Regions from separate parts of the Mus musculus genome. Here region 1 is linked to region 2. Evidence: chromatin loops called from intact Hi-C (ENCODE). Cell type or tissue: left cerebral cortex. All regions are shown on one strand. Each heading gives the region's core, and the rest is flanking DNA. Links, peaks and the distances in the headings are about the cores only. Region 1 has its middle 73 kb from the start of Phf3. Region 2 has its middle 11 kb from the start of Phf3.

Evidence for each region. A loop is a pair of places that touch in the nucleus more often than their neighbours do. Peaks named below come from ENCODE experiments on the same cell type or tissue, not always from the same donor. Only the 100,000 strongest peaks of a DNase experiment are listed, where the experiment ranks them.
Region 1: a loop joins it to region 2, with 2.3 times the contacts of the local background. A loop is called at or near these places in 7 of 42 quality-filtered maps.

The regions. Positions count from the first base shown.
Region 1 is chr1:30,785,572-30,794,286 of GRCm38, forward strand. It overlaps the pseudogene Gm2914. Among named protein-coding and RNA genes, the nearest start is that of Phf3, 73 kb to the right of the region's middle. In left cerebral cortex, for the core only: no CTCF peak of the experiment used is centred there; DNase peaks (open chromatin) are centred at 4,333, 4,726, 7,617 and 7,942.
Region 2 is chr1:30,869,519-30,878,233 of GRCm38, forward strand. It overlaps a transcript of Phf3 not described here and Gm7256. Among named protein-coding and RNA genes, the nearest start is that of Phf3, 11 kb to the left of the region's middle. In left cerebral cortex, for the core only: a CTCF peak has its summit at 4,417; DNase peaks (open chromatin) are centred at 3,821, 4,176 and 4,426; H3K4me3 peaks cover 2,609 bases; H3K27ac peaks cover 1,863 bases.

The sequences.
Region 1 (8,715 bases), core at 539-8,538, 84 kb before region 2:
GGACATTTTTATGTTGATTAGATAATAAACACTAAGGGCATAGCATTAAGTCACAATTCTGTAAATCTATGTCACAAGATAATTGATAAAGTAAATCCTAACCTGACATATTATCGGAGTAACTGTTCTCTAGGGAAATCATTTAATGTTTTTATTAGAATGTTATTCTTGGATGTTAATTGTGTCAGCCAAGTTTTTGCATCGAAATAAAAAGAGTCCCAATTATTGAAAGGATTGCACATGGTTTGTTTTCCAGGCTTCTGGTGAGTTACTATAAACATTAGAAAGTTTAACTTAGCACCTGTTCAAATCCTCAAACTCTTCTCCACAAAACATGGGAGAGCATCTCTTCCAGGAGCCTCTGGCAGCAGAAATTACCAGACGTCTGAGTGCTATAAAACAATAATGTGACCATGCAGAAGACTTAATTTTTAAACAACATATGATCTGAATGGCTCTCCAAGGATCACTTAGAACAAAAGAGCCACCCAGATAAGTAAATATGTTAAATTGTTACAATGAAATTGTTCAACATTGTCCATCTGGGTGTTGAAGAACATCCACCTAAGGAATAAATTCATTCTTTCAGGCATTGGCACTTAACCATTCTGTCTGTCAGCAATTAGCCAAACAGGTTCAATCGTTCACCCAACTCCCGGTAGAATCTGACTGTAACCCATACTTCCAGCAAGGACAGAGATGCCTAGCTTCCTCTTCTTTCACAATCACCAAATGTGTACAAATTGCTAAAGTTAAAGAGGAGATGTGAAGTACTAAGAGTTGACACTGTTCTGGATGGGGAAAAAAGGTCTTTTCTACCCGTTAGATTCTTACTGGGCTGAAGCTTAAAGAGGCAGCAGTGAAACGGTCTGCATTCATGCACAGGCCTAAATGCTACCGAAAGTATCAAAGAGCTCTCATTTCTTCTTCTCTGATTAAATGCACAGAACATAGCTATGGGTCCGGAGAACAGCTAGCGCGTGCTAGATTCAACGTGTTCTTCATTAAATATGACACAAGAAACTACAGAAAGAACAGAACAGTGTGGTTTCCTGAGAACAAAGCCGTATACATGCGGGCTACCCAACTGAACTTGAGGGTTGTAGTATGCGGAGACACTGAGCTATCAATCTATTTTGAGTTCATTTTAAAGAGCAGTGATATGGAATTCGTCTATTTTTAGAGGCTGGGGAGCTTGCTATTCTTGCTATTCAGAGGAAGGGAGTAATTCAGTCCCCAGCCCTCCCACCAGGCAGCTCACGAGCTCTATCCTATTCCAGAGGATCGGACACTCTCTTCTCTTCCCCATTGGCATCGGGCAGATAGCGTACACTCACACCAACACCTAAATAAAAATTATTTTTGATCATCTATTTTAGAAGTCCTATAGCCACCACAGAGGACACGAGGTTGTATTCCGTTTAATGGCATTGAACCTATTTGGCTATGAAATGAGCAGAGAGGCTGCAGCCGAGGTAGAGCAGTATCAACATTTCTAAGGGCAGGCAAAGAACAGAGCTAAGCATTTGAAGAGGACTACTTTAAAAGCTATGTGGAGGCCGGGGATGTACACCAGGCTCCAACCTTCTATCCTTACAAAGACTCCAGATTAACTCCAGATATTCAAAGGAAGCCAGGATTGCCTGGCGTGGTGGTGTATTTCTTTAATACCAGCACTTGGTAAGCAGAAGCAGGAAGAGTTTGAAGCCAATCTAGTCTGCCGGGATGACCAGGACTACATAAAGACCCTGTCTCAAAAAAGCAGAACAAAACAAAACAAACAAAAGCCCTATTCTCCTCAAAATCTAATGACTCAGCCTTTGCTAAACAAAGCAAGAGTCCAGAGAAAGGGCTAAACGATTCAGCCATGAGTACTGTGTCTCTGTCCCACAGAGCAGGCAAAGCAGACGCAGAAACCATCTGTGCCCGCTCTCCTTCCTCTGAAAGGAAAATGAAGAGTGTCTGGGGTTCACTGTCTGTTCTGTCTCAACACCAGCAGAGGAGACTCATTTTTGTCTCACTTGACAGGCTAGCACCAGAGTCCATAAGCCGACTTGAAACTAAGTGAGCCAGGTGTACTAGGTACCACACTCCTTTAAGTCGCAGCCGTGGGAAGGCAGAGGCAGGTGGATCTCCGTGAGTTTGAAAAGAGCCTGATCTATACAGCAAGTTCTAGCCAAAGGGACATGGTAAAAAACGTGTGTCAAAACAAAACAAAACCCCAAAGGGATCAGGATACATAATGCCAGAGCTAAAGTTCTACAAGAAGACCCCAGGGTGCCCAAGCTATCAGAAGAGATTTGAGGGGTCCAATGGTTTAACAAATGACTAGCAAGCAGCATATGAAAAAAACAAAACCACCAATGATCAGGAAAAAATGGAAACCAAAAGCAGATCAATATATTGTCTTGTTCTCATTGTGGCTATTATCAACAAGGAGGGCAGGAGGAAGAGAGATTGGTTTAGTTAAAATATTCTGGAGAATTGTTTCATCAAAAATGTAAATAAATATAACATTATTATATGGTGACACTAAAGTAATTTAAGAAAGTAAATTATCCACCAAACAGATTGGGTAAAATGTATATGCATAAACTGTGGAATATGATCCAGTCTCAAAAAAAAAAAAAAAGGAAATTCTATACTATCATGAATGACCCAGAAGGCATCTGTTATGTGAAGTAATGCAGACACAAGAGCAGACACGAAGGCAAACATGTAACAAGTGAACACTGAAAATTTAAGCTCATAGAAGGTGTATTACCTTTGGCTGGAACACGGGAGGATGGGGGAGTTGTTAGTCAGAGGACACAAGATCTCCGTAAAGCAAGAAGAAGTTCAAGGGCTCTATTGTAGATCACAGAGACTTACATTACCGTGTTGAGGATTGCTAGGTGGTCTGGCCACAAAAATAAGTATAGGTATAAAGGTAGTAGTGTCTCACCATCCTACATGTCAACCCATATCATGTTGTACATCCTAAATACTTACTCGTCAGTTAAAATTTCTCAAACAATTAGCATAATTTTGTTGTTATTATTAACACAACAAAATATATTTCAATACAGAGCAATGATACTATGGTTTAAATGGGTTTAAATTGATGATCTCTTTTTTTGAATATTTTTTTAAAGAAGCTTTTTGTGTTTGGTTTTGTTGCTCCCCCCCCCTTTTTTTATTTATTTTATGCATAAGATTACACTGTAGTTGTACTGATGGTTGTGAGCCACCATGTGGTTGCTAGGATATGAACTCAGGACCTTCGGAAGAGCAGTCAGTGCTCTTAACCACTGAGTTATATCTCCAGCCCTCTTTTTTCTTTCTTTCTCTCTCTTTCTTTCTTTCCTTCTTCTTTTTTTTTTTTTTTTTTTTTTTGGATAATTAAGATGAGTTTGATTGACCTGAGTTGTAAGCAAATGTCTTGATTTGTTCTCAAATATTATTATTATAAGATGCATGTGCTAAATACAAAGTTATTGGTTGTATATTGTTGGTTTTTAGGGTTTCTGTCACTGTAATAAAACATGATCATAAACAACTTGGGAAGGACAGGGTTAATTTCAGTGTGAAATTCCACAGTACAGTGATCACTAAGGGGAAGTCCTGGCAAGACTTCAAACATGGCAGTAACTGGAAGGCAGGAGCTGAATCAGAGGTTATGGCAGCCTGCTGCTTACTGGCTTGTTCCTCCTGGACCAAAACTAATAGTATAACGAAAAAGAAAAAGGACTGAGATGTACCTTGGTGACAGAATGCTGGATTACCGTGTACAAGACCCTGAGTTGAAACCTTGGCATTGCCCTTCCCAAAAAAAACAGAACAGAAAGGAAGAAAACGGCCATGAGGAAATAAAGAAGGAAGGTGGGAATCACTAAACTGTAATATCTATTTCTATATCTGGGCATTGTCGTAGTTCACTGTTTCTTGTGTGCTAGTTTGGAGTACTGCAGTACCCATAGAGTCTTAAACAGGGAATTCCAATTAGTATACAAAACATACTTCTTCCCAGCACCTACCAAATGTGTGTGTGTGTGTGTGTGTGTGTGTGTGTGTGTGTGTGTGTGTACTGCATGAGGGTACACACACATACATCTGTGTGGATATGTATATGGAAGCCACCTTATTGCCCTGACACAGGGTCTCTCACTGAACTAACTAGAAGCTTGCCATTTTAGCTATGCTGGCAGGCCAATCAGTTCTCAGCATCAACCTGTCTGTGCCTACCTATGCTGGGCATAGGACCAGTATATACACCCATACATAGCTCTTTACTGGGGTGCTGAGGATTAAAACTCAGCTCCTCATGCTGGCAGACCATGTGTTTATACCCAATGAGTCATCTCCTCTGCCTTTCTACAAATATTTTCAGACGGCTTCTCTCACAGTTTCTGCCTCAAAGAGTGGTATTCCATAGCTACCTTAAGTCTCCCTATTGGGTACCTCACCTGTTGTTGCTAGTGAAGTCAAGGGTCAGAGCTCCACAGTGTTTCTCTGAAGAAGTAAGACTTTCCCTTTGTACATTATGCTCAGCTTCTTGAGTCCTGTGTTGGTTCTTCTTTGAACCTAAAGTCAAATTCTGCAAGAATGACATTTCTATCTTTAATTTCAGCCTCTTCTACTTTTCTATGCTCAACTTAGGAAATAAATTTGGCATAGAGTTTGAAAATCAATCCAACTGGCCACAAAACCTGTCTGATCTTCTTGCTGCAAATGTGGAGGGTTTTTTATTAGTAGGAAAACCTGTCTGCCTGGCTCTGTCTTTAAGATGAGTTGTCAGTCTCCTAGAAAATGTGTACGTCTCATATGCAAATAGATTTCTGGCAGACACCCTACCATTCTGCCAGATCTGCCCAATAGATACAGATTACATGAGAGTAGACAGGTGCAATGTGAGCTGCTCCTGCCAAATTACATGTGACTAATAAGGCAATGCCTTCCTGGGAGATTGTAGACTATACTAAGTCAGAGGATATCTGAAGGAACATGCAACAGATTTAAATTGAATGTTTCTTATTTGCTAAGTCTCACATGATGCCTCAAAGCTGAGAATAACTAGTTTGTGTAAACTCAAAAGTCTAAAAATAGTTTATGGATAATTAGATAGCCTGACATATCTACTGGAATGACAAAAATAATAATAATAACATGATGGTTCCACATGAGGATAAAAACTTGGAAAATCTTTGTCACACAGTACAGTCTATGCAGACTGTAACATGGTACAGTCACTCTAGAAAGCTGGGTTGGCAGCATCACCATTTGATTTCTGTTGCTGTGATAAAATATCTTAACACAATGCAACTTAAAGGAGGAGGGCTTTTTTTTTTCACCATTGCAGGTTACAGTTCATCATTTAGGGGAATCTGAGACAAGAGGATCTTAAAACAACCGCTCACATCACATTCACACTCAGAGCAAAGGGAATAAACACATGAGTGCCTATTAGTGCTCAGCTTGCTCTCTACATTTGTGCAGTCCAGGATCCCCTGCTAGGTTTGGTGCCGCCCATAGTGGACATGGTCTTCCTATGTGAATTAATAAGACAACCCTCACCACAGACATGCCTACAGGTCAACCCAATTTAGACAATCCTTTATTTAGACTTCATTTCTAGATGATTTGAGATTGTCTCAGGTTGAGAACTAAAAGTAATCCTCCTTTTAAACAAGTTCCTTGTTTAAAACAAAAGTACACATCATCCCTAGAACCAAACATTTATACTAAAATCTTCATATTTCTAAAATTCAAAATTATGCTCACACAAAAACACATCTATGAATGGTCATAATAGATTTATTTTTAAGGCACTGAACTGGAAATAACCCCAGTGTCTTTTAACGAATGAATTGTTGGACAATTTGATGGATCTAAGCCATGGGAAAGGTCCAATGGCAGAATGTCATCTACAAATACAAAGGAGCATCCCACTTGGGAATCACACAAGCATCCACAAAGCTCTCAAGGACAATGCATAAGAGGAGACAGGAGGTCATCCATATGGATACAGGAACTAAACAGGTCCTATCATCCATCTCCAGCCTATGTGTAAAAAAGGCGGTATGATGAGAACCGAAACTTTTAATGAAAATAAACTTCTGAAAGAAGATTGTACACAATAAGAGGAAGGATTTGAATGTACATTTTAAAAAAGGAAAATAATATTAAAAGTATTCACAGAAAACAGAGACCCATGCCAGAGAAGACTCACAATTTCTTCCCCATGGACAGCTTCTGCCAATCCACACTGACACACTCTACTGAACCAGAGTAGAGAGAGGGAGAAATATGTCAGAAACAGACCTGAGTTCCCTGGAGTAAAGAGTCAGGAGCACCTGATCTACATCTAAAGTATCTTCCAGGCAAGAGTCTGACTGAAGTTTTCCCTGATGGCAGGGCAGTAGCAGGGCATCTGGGGCTCACAGGTGCACTTCCACAAAGAACACACACAGCAGGAGCCTCGTGGGAATGGCTAAGAGAAGCCATTGACCAAAGAGGTAAATTATCTCAAGGAGAAGTGGCGTCTCACAAGCTCAGAGAGATGTTAGTCTTTTCAGTAACTTCAGAGTGGAAAGAGTATCTAAACAGCAACATTGTAACTGGAAAGGGCATCTAAATAGCAACATTGTAACTGCAGGGAGACCACATCCAGCAGCTAGACCAAGCAGTTGTAGACAAGGAAGACATGCCCTACTTTTTTTTTTTTTTTTTTAATCACGGATCCTCAAAATGTTCTTAGAGAAGCCCAACACAGCCAAGTGGGGCATTGAGCAGCAGAAACAAGAAAATGCAACACAGTCCATATGAGACCTGCCCCACTTTCCCATCACCTTTCAAGCCTGCATCAAATACAACTCAAGTTAGACTTAAGTAGAAGATGGGGAATACGGTTCAGATTCAATGGGATGTTTAAAAACAGAAAACATTTCCCTGAGACCTGAAAATGATCAAAGAGTTGAGGGACTTTACCCAAGATATCATCAGGAATAAGAATGACAGAGCCCCCAGGCAGATCTGAAGGAAAAAAGCACACTGGTTCGTTTCAATAAATCACAAGTCATTGAAACTTTTCCCTAGATCCCTGGAGCAATGGAGCCCCGATCTGGTCCCATGTGTTCTGATGAGATATATCCCCCCTCAAAGATTTTCTAGTTTCAGAATCTATGGTTCAGTAAATCTGGTGCTGCAGTATTACAATCCAGCTGTTTCTATGTTACCAATTAGTCCAATCTTTTTTGGATTTCCATGCTGGCCTGGTGCCAGGCAATACTGAACAAATGGGAAATGTATCTGGAAGACTGGGGTCCTTTTTATAATACCAAGATCATAGAGTGGCCGTGGAGTTTGTTCAATATCGGTAACACTTAAGTTATTACCTATTATTTATTCCTCTCTGAAAACTTCCTTCCTGGAATAACCCTTAGCACTGAGTAGAACAGGAGAGAGGCAGAACCCAGTAGATCAGTGATCTAAGAGAAGCAGTTTGCTGAACTCTTCTTCAACCATCCTGTGTTCATGACGAAGCTCTTTAAGGATGATTCACTGCAAGAGTGAGATCACAGGTTACTCAGAAACCTGAACCTTTCCGGAGTTTCTCTCAGCGAGCAACAGAGGAAACACCTGGCAGCTACTTTCAAGATGACAGATCTGCCTTACTCAGCTGGGGTCCTGTCGCATCCTATTTGTAGCCTCTACCTACTTCTTTGGGGAGACCCACTCATATTCAAGGGGCATCGGAACACTCCCTCCCTCACTTAAGCTGTAAAAGCTTTTCCTTAGTCAGCTTTCTGATTGAGTCCTTGAAAAAAAAAAAAAAAAAAAAAAAAACAGAAAATAACCTTAAAGAGGAAATATTTTTAAATCATGCTTGGATTGCAGTGTCTCTTTGGAAGCCCACGCACAAGGCACAATGTCTTGCTTGCCTTCCTGTTGCTGTGATAAAATACTCTGAAAACGGCAACTTAAGGAAGAAAGATCATTTAGCTCACTATTCCGGGTTATAATCCATCATTGTGGGAGAAGTCCAGACAGCAGGAACTTGAAGCAGCTGGTTACATTACATCTATAGTCCAAAGCAAAGAATGATGCATTCATGCTTGCATGCTACTGCCTGGCTCCCTCTCTCCACATTTACACAGTTCAGAGACCGCTGCCCAGGAAACGGTTGGCACCACAGTGGTCCCAGCTTCATCTGAACATAATCAAGGCAGTCCCCCCACAGATCTGCCTATTGGTGAAGACATCATGCGCTTCATTCAGATACAGCATTCACAAGCTCCTGAACTGGAACTGACCTGCAAGCTTCCTCCGTGCAGACTAGCTTACATGGTAAAAGAAGGCATCACACAAGCTTCCAAAGGGACAAAGCAAGCAACAGTCCAACCCAGCTGTGTGCCTGTGAACCCCAGCAGTGAGAAGCATGGCACAATAACCCTAAGGGTTATGGTGGTACACAGTCCTTGGCAGTAACAACAGCTCTTTAATTGAACGTAAAACCCACGCAACATATAATCTCGCCCCCTTTCTCCTATTGGCCATGGGACATAACTACCATTTGTCTTAGTATATACATGGCTTTTTGAATGTTTGAATGATTCTCTGGTCACAGTATAAGCAGAACCTTAGTGTTAAAAGCAAAACTTACCACTTACTCATGAGATGGAGTGTTAAAACATGTACACTTTTGGTATACATATACACATTCGTATACATATGCAT
Region 2 (8,715 bases), core at 197-8,196:
TATTTTAAATTTTTAAAAAATCTATAGATAAATACTAGGTTATCCTTCTAGAATAGTCAAAGAAAACTGAAATATTTAGGTACAATCCTATAAGTAACTGCTCTACAAACTTCAAATTCTGTTTCAGTTATATGAATTAGAATCTACCAGCAAAACCTCATAAAGGGAAACATGACGATTAAGTCTGTGTGAATTTACCCAAAAAAACAGATAAATGCCACTCTGCCTATGAGGACCCCAAAGACTAAAGCAGACCTATGAACTTAGAGAAAGAACTAGCAGGCAGAAGCCGAACCTGGCAAAATCAGAACTGGACCAGTCAAAAGCAGTAAAAGGAAAAAGTTCTTTTTAAATTTTACCATCATTTCATCTTTTACATAGCATTCAACAGCAGTACAAGTTTGAATTAAGTGCAGAAGTACCGTCATAGAATGGGTACTAACAGCCAGACCAACATACACTTAGCACTTAAATATCAGAGTCTGTAAAGTGGGTACAATTAGTATGTCTCTTCTATAGAAGAGCAATTCAAACTCAAATGGTTATGTAATTTTCCAAAGCTCACATACCCAATATCCTCAAAATACAATACAGGCAGCATGATTTCTGAGCCAGCACTTCTACATTTTATTTTATGCACTCTCCTTACATAAAACATTGTTTCTATAACTTTAATAACACAACAAAATCTGTAAAATTGCTAAGCAAATACCCCACTTTTCTTTAAAAATAAAGCAGGAAGTATGTACTTTGCCACACTATACACATAAAAAGTAGTATGGCTACACTCAGTGCATATGCACACATCGTCTGGAGGAAAGTAAACTTCCCAGCTGAAGTTCTGAATGTATTTTCTCCCTACTCCTTGGTTTCACATGTCCACCCACACTAATACCAATTACAGTATTATGCTTAGCCTGTCTATGTCATCTATCATGCCATTCAAAACTGTCTGATATATGTGATTATGTCAACAGATGAAAACTTCTGGGCAATATTTAAGTCTCAACTATTTTCTTAGAGCTTTTCTTCACAGTGCAAATGATCAAAAATGTAATTCCTGAAGTATGGAGGTGCCCACCAATACAGGCAGATCTCTGAGTTTGAGCCCACCACTCTATACACTGTACTTCAGGCCAGCCAAGGCTATGTAGTGAGATACTGTTTTAAATAATACTTATCTCTAACAAAAAAAAATTGTCTAAACATAATGTATGGTACTTGGCAATTCATACAATGTTTTCCTAACACTTGACTTGCCTCCTTAAATTTTAATACACTGATTGCTTCTCTAATGTCTTTAAATCCTGTTTTTTGGTCAGAGCTGCTTGGTTTCAGATACTTTTAATCAAACCAGTGCTCTGCTATCCCCTAGTACATGTAATCAAGCAACAATTACTCCCAGCGTGCTCAATAGAGGCAGGTGGATCTCTGTGATGTCAGCCTGGTCTGCAGAGTTCCAGGACCTCCACAGCTACAAAGAAAAACACTGTAACAAAAAGAAAAAGAAAAGAACAAACAAAAAGAAAAAAGAAAAGAAAGCAAAATGCATCAGAAAAGAAACACTGTATGACCTTGCCAAGGAATCCAGTTATTACCTATTTTGACACCTGAAACAAAAATGTAGGCCTGCTTTTAATTAATAAAGAAGTTTTCTAAATATCTCAATAAAAATAAACATCTAAACTATCTCTCTCTCTCTCTCTCTCTCTCTCTCTCTTTCTCTCTCTCTCTCAGTTTGTATCTGTGCTGGATCCCATTTATAGCTATCCTCAGCCATATATATGAACATAGCAGTGTAAATACAATGCTGTCTGCACAAGTGTGAGTTATTATTTTCCTACCTGAAAACTGGCCTTCCTCTTCTCCATTTTATTTTTGCTTTTTGTTGTTGTTGCTTTTGTTTTTTTGTTTGTTTGTTTGCAAGTTCACTTTCTCCCCTGGACCAAGGCAGCTGCTCTCCCCAATGATAAAGGCTCACAGCAGAGCCCTCCAATATAATGCTTTCAAACTTTCTGACATCAAATTCAATGTGTACATTTGTGTACATGTGCATGTTTGTGTGAGTGTCTGTGTCTCCCTATGTATACACCTGTGTATATGTATGATTCTCCAAAAATCTAAACTCTTAATAGGATTTTATGATTGGATAATGAACTGTCACTTGCTGCCTTCCAACTTTTGCCAATAATATACAGACCAAAAGCTCTCAAACTTTTCTTCACTTCGCTGATTCTAAAACAGAATATAAGTTTAAAATTTTAATAATGTAGCTTTAGCTAAAATAGTTTCAACTTCTCTGGCCTAAAATTCTTAATCTAACTTAATTCCTACCTACATTTATAGGCCAGTTTTTTCTTATGGCATATGAAAATATACAGCATACAAATGTACCTAAGAAGCTTACCCATATATAACTAATGTGGTGCATTAGGTAAGCACACTGTTCTTCCACTAGGAAGCATGAGCACTCTAACCAATTACACCACACACGCTCTTCAGGAAACACCAATAAAGTGTACAACAGGCAGGAGAAAACTTCAGCCCTACCAACGAGCCACTTGTCCTCTTGACAGGTCACTGGCACAACTATAAAAATAAAACTTAAAATTTCCGGTCTTAATTCATTTTAAATGGCGCATTTCGCCTATGCAACAAGTCTTTCTGCTGCTAATGAATTATCTCTGTGGCTTCATCAGAGCAAAGGTTCCTCAATTCTGTTGTCATTGAAAACTAGAGTTCTCACATGCAAGTAAGTGGTCATGAAATGACAAAGAGGAGTTAAGAATTATTGTGAATACAAATGGCGGGCAAAGAAAACAGTGGGAAGAAAAACTACCACCTAAGTATGTCAGATGCTAAGGACTGCTGTTTGAAATAACTGGTTTTTCTCTCAACATCTTCTGTGCTCTGAAATAGCACTATAAATTAAAAACATAAGGATGCTACAACAGAACACTTCCTGTTTCATCTGTCTTTTTAACAACTAAATGTAACCTACGTTTTCAAAATGCCAAACACAAGAATTTTTAAGAAGGCAGGAACCGAGATGTTGGTTTGGAAATTGAAAACACAAGACAAAGTTTGATGGCAAAATACGAACTAAATACAGCAGTACAATTTGCTGTGATCAGTTTTTGTTTTTTTTTTTAGTGTAAAATAAGGTAACAAAATTCATAATGTGGGGCAAGTCTAGATTGTTCGATCCTTTTTTAAAAAGACCTGTCGGAAGAATGAAGACTAACATCGGGCCGACATTAAAGCACTGCTACCTCCCTCAAACCGCAACGGCGCTCTACTAATGGTTACTCAATAGCAATAATAAACACACATTCAAATTGTAACAACTAGGAAACCTCATTTAGCTACCCAGAGACAGGGAGAAGAGGCACCTGGGGGACAGAGCCTCTGGCTGGAGCGAGCTACAACACTCTCTCCTCTCCCTGGGTACCCCACCCCCGCCCGGTGTCAGATGATCAGTTATTTAGCACCATTAACACGTACTTATCGACTAGTGGTTCATTAAATTACACGTCCTGTCGGCAAGCAGGACTCTTCGGGCTTCCCATTTCAAACTAGTCAAAAGGAGCCGGCCCACAGTCCCGGTCCCCAGCACAAAAGCGCGCGATCCGCAGCCTCAGACACCCCGGATGCGGGGACGGGGACCGGCCTCGGGCGCGGGTCGGCCTCGGCGGGGACCCTGGCCGGCTGCCAGGCTCCGCGAGCGGGCTGCGGCCACCGCGCCGGAGACCCGGGGCCTTGGAACCCGGAGTAGTCCGCGACGCCTGCCCGCGCGGCGGCGACAGAGACCCGGCACGCTCGCGGGCGAGAGCCGAGGCCCGGCGATCGCGCGGAGGCCGCGCCGTCACCGCCGCTTCGGGCTCGCGGTCCAAACGGCGGGGCAGGCTGGGGCGGGGCGGGGCGAGCCGGGGAGGCCGAACGGCCCGGGAATATCAGGCGGCCGCTGCGCGAGGTGGGGGTGCGGGGAAAGGACCCGGGCCGCCCGCGTGGGGGGAGGGAGGCCACCGAGTGCCCGTCGCGGCGGGCGCCGCCACTCACCCGCTCCGCAGACGAGCGCTGCCACCGGCAGCCAGAGGAAGATGGAGGCCGCGGGGCCGCGGAGGAGGGGGCCGCGGAGGGGGTGCGCGCAGGGCGTCGGCGTTGCTGCCTGGGCTCGGGGCTCCCCGGCCCGCGCCGCCGCGGTGACGACACTACGGCCGGCCTGCGCTCCGCCCTCCCCGTCCGAGCTGCAGTCGCTGCTTCCCTGAGCCCGGGGGTCGCTCGCCTCGTGGAGCCTGTGCGGCGCCGCGAGAGCCCGCAGCCATCGGCTTGCGGCGGCGGCGGCGCGGGAGCAGGAGCGGGGCCGCGTCACGTGACGCCACTGTTTACCGTTCCGGGGGCTGGGGCAGCGTGCGCCGCGCCTGCGCGCTAGAGCCTGCGCGCAGCCGCCCGCGAGGCTCTGCCAGGCCTCTGCGGCCGAGCGGGGAACACACGCTGGTTGCTACGCGGAGTAGCTGGAAAACAGACAAGGCAGAGCGGACCCGTTAGTGCTTGTACTTACTGGGTGTCAGATGAAAATGGAACCGTTAGGCCTGAGTATTCCGGGTGCCGCTGCCCCCACCCTGCAGCCCACTAGCTGGGATGGTCTCAGAATTCCAAATGCCTGGTTCAAGAAAACGTTCCTGGGGGGATAGGCGTGGTTCATCACAGTGCTGGAGAGGCAGAGGCATTCAGATCTTCAAGAGTTCTAGGCCAGCCAAGGCTACATAGTGACACACCCTGTCTCTAAAAGAGAAACATTCCTGAATACCAAAAAAAAAAAGAAAAGAAAAAAGGAAAAAATTCTTGGTAAGCAATCTTCAAAATACGATCTGCAGTCCTTGGACGACCCCTGCAAGATGTTACCTTCCAGAAATACCTTATTCCTCTGACCATAATGAGTCAAAGTTTCTTGCAGAGAACCGGTTAAATACACTTCAAGTTTTCAAACAGCCTTGATACATTGTAGTAGGATCTATCATAGCATCTGTGACAGACAATAGCACTTAGGGTTACTTTTTGTTATCTCTTAAATGTTTTTTTCTTAAGTTTCCAATGTATCAATAGACACAACTATAAGGTAAAACCCCTGGAGTCCTTCAGTAGTGTGTTGAAATCCAGAGAGCAAACACGGAGTCCACAACAGTTTTGTTTACCCGATCCCAGCCTTCAGTTAAGTGTTATGGTTTAACTGTTGCCTGTCGTAGGTCACTGTAACCAAAACGAGCCCCTTAAAGACCACGATTGAGTCTTCAGTCTGCAAAGACAATTACAACGTTTTCAGCACTTGCGGAGCACCTTACCCTGAGGTCTGAACTCTTCCTTTAAAAAAAAAAAAACTTTGTTAGGTTAAACCTCACAGCGAGTATGCTTTGCATAGTAAGATCAGCATGAGGTAGAACAAGCCACAGGCATGTGTTGACCTGCTCTTTACCTTCTCTGTCTTCTGGTAAGTTCGTAGCTAATAGCAAACATCTACAAAGAAGCTTATGTTGTCCTCAGTCAGCTGCAGTTCTAGAATGTCATCTCCTGCTGTAAGTATCTAAACCACACGTCTTTATTTCACGGTCGTTTTAAATGCGGGTGTGTGTGTGTGTGTGTGTGTGTGTGTAAGAAAGAAAAATAGAAATGAATAATCAGAAACTTTGACTTGAATTGTTTGGTAAGGAATTGCAAAAAGTAAAATATTCTAACTCTTGTTAAAGGGGGGTAGGAGGTAGGATTTAAGAATTGACAAAAAACATCTCTTCAGACAAATCTTAATAAATTCAGGACAAAACACAAAATGAAGATAAAAATACCAGTCATAGCTTAGTCACATTCACCTATCAAAGATTTCTGATCCAAACAACAACAAAAAAAAACCCAACAAACAAAAACAAAACAAAAAAACCTCAGCATCTTTGATATAAACATGGTATTTGTATCTTTTTTTTTTCAATCAGGTACCCAAATCCACATTTGTCCACTACTAGGCTTTTCTTCTTTTTTAAGAGTATTTTGTCTTTTACCCATGTCATGGGTTACAAAAGAAAGGAGTCCTGGGTTATTAATGGCAATAACCACCCACGGGTCCTTTAAAACACTTAATGGCTAATATCAGATGATACGAGTAGCATTAAAGTCTAACTTAAGACATGAATTTAGTAGAACACAAAACTAATAGTGTGTATTTATAGTTGACCGAAAATTATGGGAAAATGCCACAATTTGGACCTTGCAAAACAAAGTCCAATTAAAATAAAGCCAAGGAAGACAGTATATAATACAAATGCCCAAATCAGTCTTGATTGCCAACCCAAGCAGCCCTGGGGGCTCATCTGCTCTTTCTTGAACAGCTGAGCAGCAGACAAGGGACTAGGCTTGCCCAGCCTTAGGCAAAAGATTATGTTTGTCTGAAACACCATTGTTGCCATAGATAGAACAAGCCCCTACAAGTCCCTGTTGGCTGTCCTGTTTGATGTCCTGCCTTAAATTCTGGAGATCCCTGGGGCCTCTGGGGGCCAGAGTTTTGCATCACAGTTTGTGGGTGTGACCCTTGCTGGTCCTCCAGCCATTAAGGCTCTCATTCTAGGGTGACCTCTTGTTGCTGGCCTCTGACCAAGGCACTCTTAGGACAAAAGGATCATGGTTCACAAGGAGGCTAGGCAAGGTTGGGGACTCAGAACACGGTTGTCAATTTTCCAATGTCTTGGTGCCATAACACAGAAGCATCATGTCACAGGTGCTAGATCCTGTAGTCTCTGTTGGCATTGTGCCACTTGGACACTCTCTCTGGGACAACAGCTGGCACCTTCCAGTGTCTCCCTGCACTGGGTGTACCCATCACTCAGGACTATTCAAAAGGTCAAATTGGAGATGGTTCAGGCTTTATACCTTCAAACCCAGCAGTTTGTTTGTTTGGTTTGGTTTTTCCGAGACAAGGTTTCTCTGTATAGTCCTGGCTGTCCTGAAACTCACTTTGTAGACCAGGCTGGCCTCGAACTCAGAAATCCACCTGCCTCTGCCTTCTGAGTGCTGGGATTAAAGGTATGCGCCACCACAGGCCAAACCCAGCAGTTTTAACTTAGGATGTGTCTTAGTCAGGGTTTTACTGCTGTGAAAAGACACCATGACCAAGGCAAGTCTTATAAAAAAACATTTAATTGGGGCTGGCTTACAGGTTCAGAGGTTCAGTCCATTATCATCAAGGTGGGAGCATGGCAGCATCCAGGCTGTCAAGGCACAGGCAGAGCTGAGAGTTCTATGTCTTCATCAAAGGCTGCTAGTGGAAGACTGACTTCCAGGCAACTGGGGTGAGAGTCTTAAGCCCACACTGACAATGACACACCTATTCCAACCAGGCCACACCTCCAGATGGTGCCACTCTGGTCTGAGAATATACAAATCATAAACATAATTGGGCATTTGGAGCTGGCTACAGATGGCTCAGCAAGAAAGGCACCAAGCCTGACCACCTGAGTTCAAACCCTGGGGTCCATATGGTAGACCAGGGGTTCTCAACCTGTAGGTTGCAACTTTTTGACAAACCTCTATCTCCAAAACTATTTACATTATGATTCTTAACAGTAGCAAAATTACAGTTATAAAGTAGCAACAAAAATAATTTTATGGGGCTGGTGAGATGGCTCAGCGGTTAAGATTGCCGACTGCTCTTCCAAAGGTCCTGAATTCAAATCCCAGCAACCACATGGTGGCTCACAACCATCTATAACGAAATCTGATGCTCTCTTCTGGAGTGTCTGAAGACAGCTTCAGTGTACTTACATATAATACATAAATAAATATTTTTTAAAAAAATAATTTTATGGTTAGGGGTCACCACAGCACAAGGAACTGTGTTAAAGGGTCATGCCATTTTGAAGGTTGAAATCTGATATAATCGAAGAAAGCCAATTCCTGCAATTGGCCACTGGCCTCCACACCTATATCATGGCCCACACACCTACCCTGCAACATAAGTCAACGTAATCAAGTATTTTAAAAAATAAAGTACAACATTTGTGTAGTAAAATTTTCTGTGGAAACCATTTTGAAGATACACACTGTCATGTTAGTTTAGAAAAGGTTTAAGTATTTTTATGTTCCAACATGAGATGAAAACAGAGGCATAAATTATCTAGAACTTTTTTAGTGAGATAACCATTGAACATCACAGTCTCACCCAGAACACTGTATCCTGACAGGCTTTCTCCCATATTGACTTTCCTTCCAAGCATGGCTAGCCAGGTGAGCCTTCCACATGATTCATGGATAAAAGGAAGTGCCCTCCCTATTCAGGAATGGATAATTGCCATCACATACCAGTGGTCAGCAGAGAGTAGCTAGTAAGGCAAGATCAGATAAAGTAAGCCTCCCTCTACCCCAGTCCTTTGTAAGCAGTAGGAACCTTTTAAAGACTACAATTGTAAGGCCATCTCCTCTGTGCCACTCTCCCCACACACCCACAGCTTCCTTAATTGGCTCACATGTTTATCTATCCCACTAAGTACATGAGGAATGGACACAGTTATTTCTGCCCTGAAGGAACTCAGAAGAGTGGGAAGGATGAGCAGTCAACAATTATATGCAGCCTGGTATGACATCAGTTGACACAAAAGACATGTTTTCTTCAGCCTGCATCATTTATGGAACATTCTCAGAGTATGATGGTGAGGCTGCCCTCAAAGGTAAAAA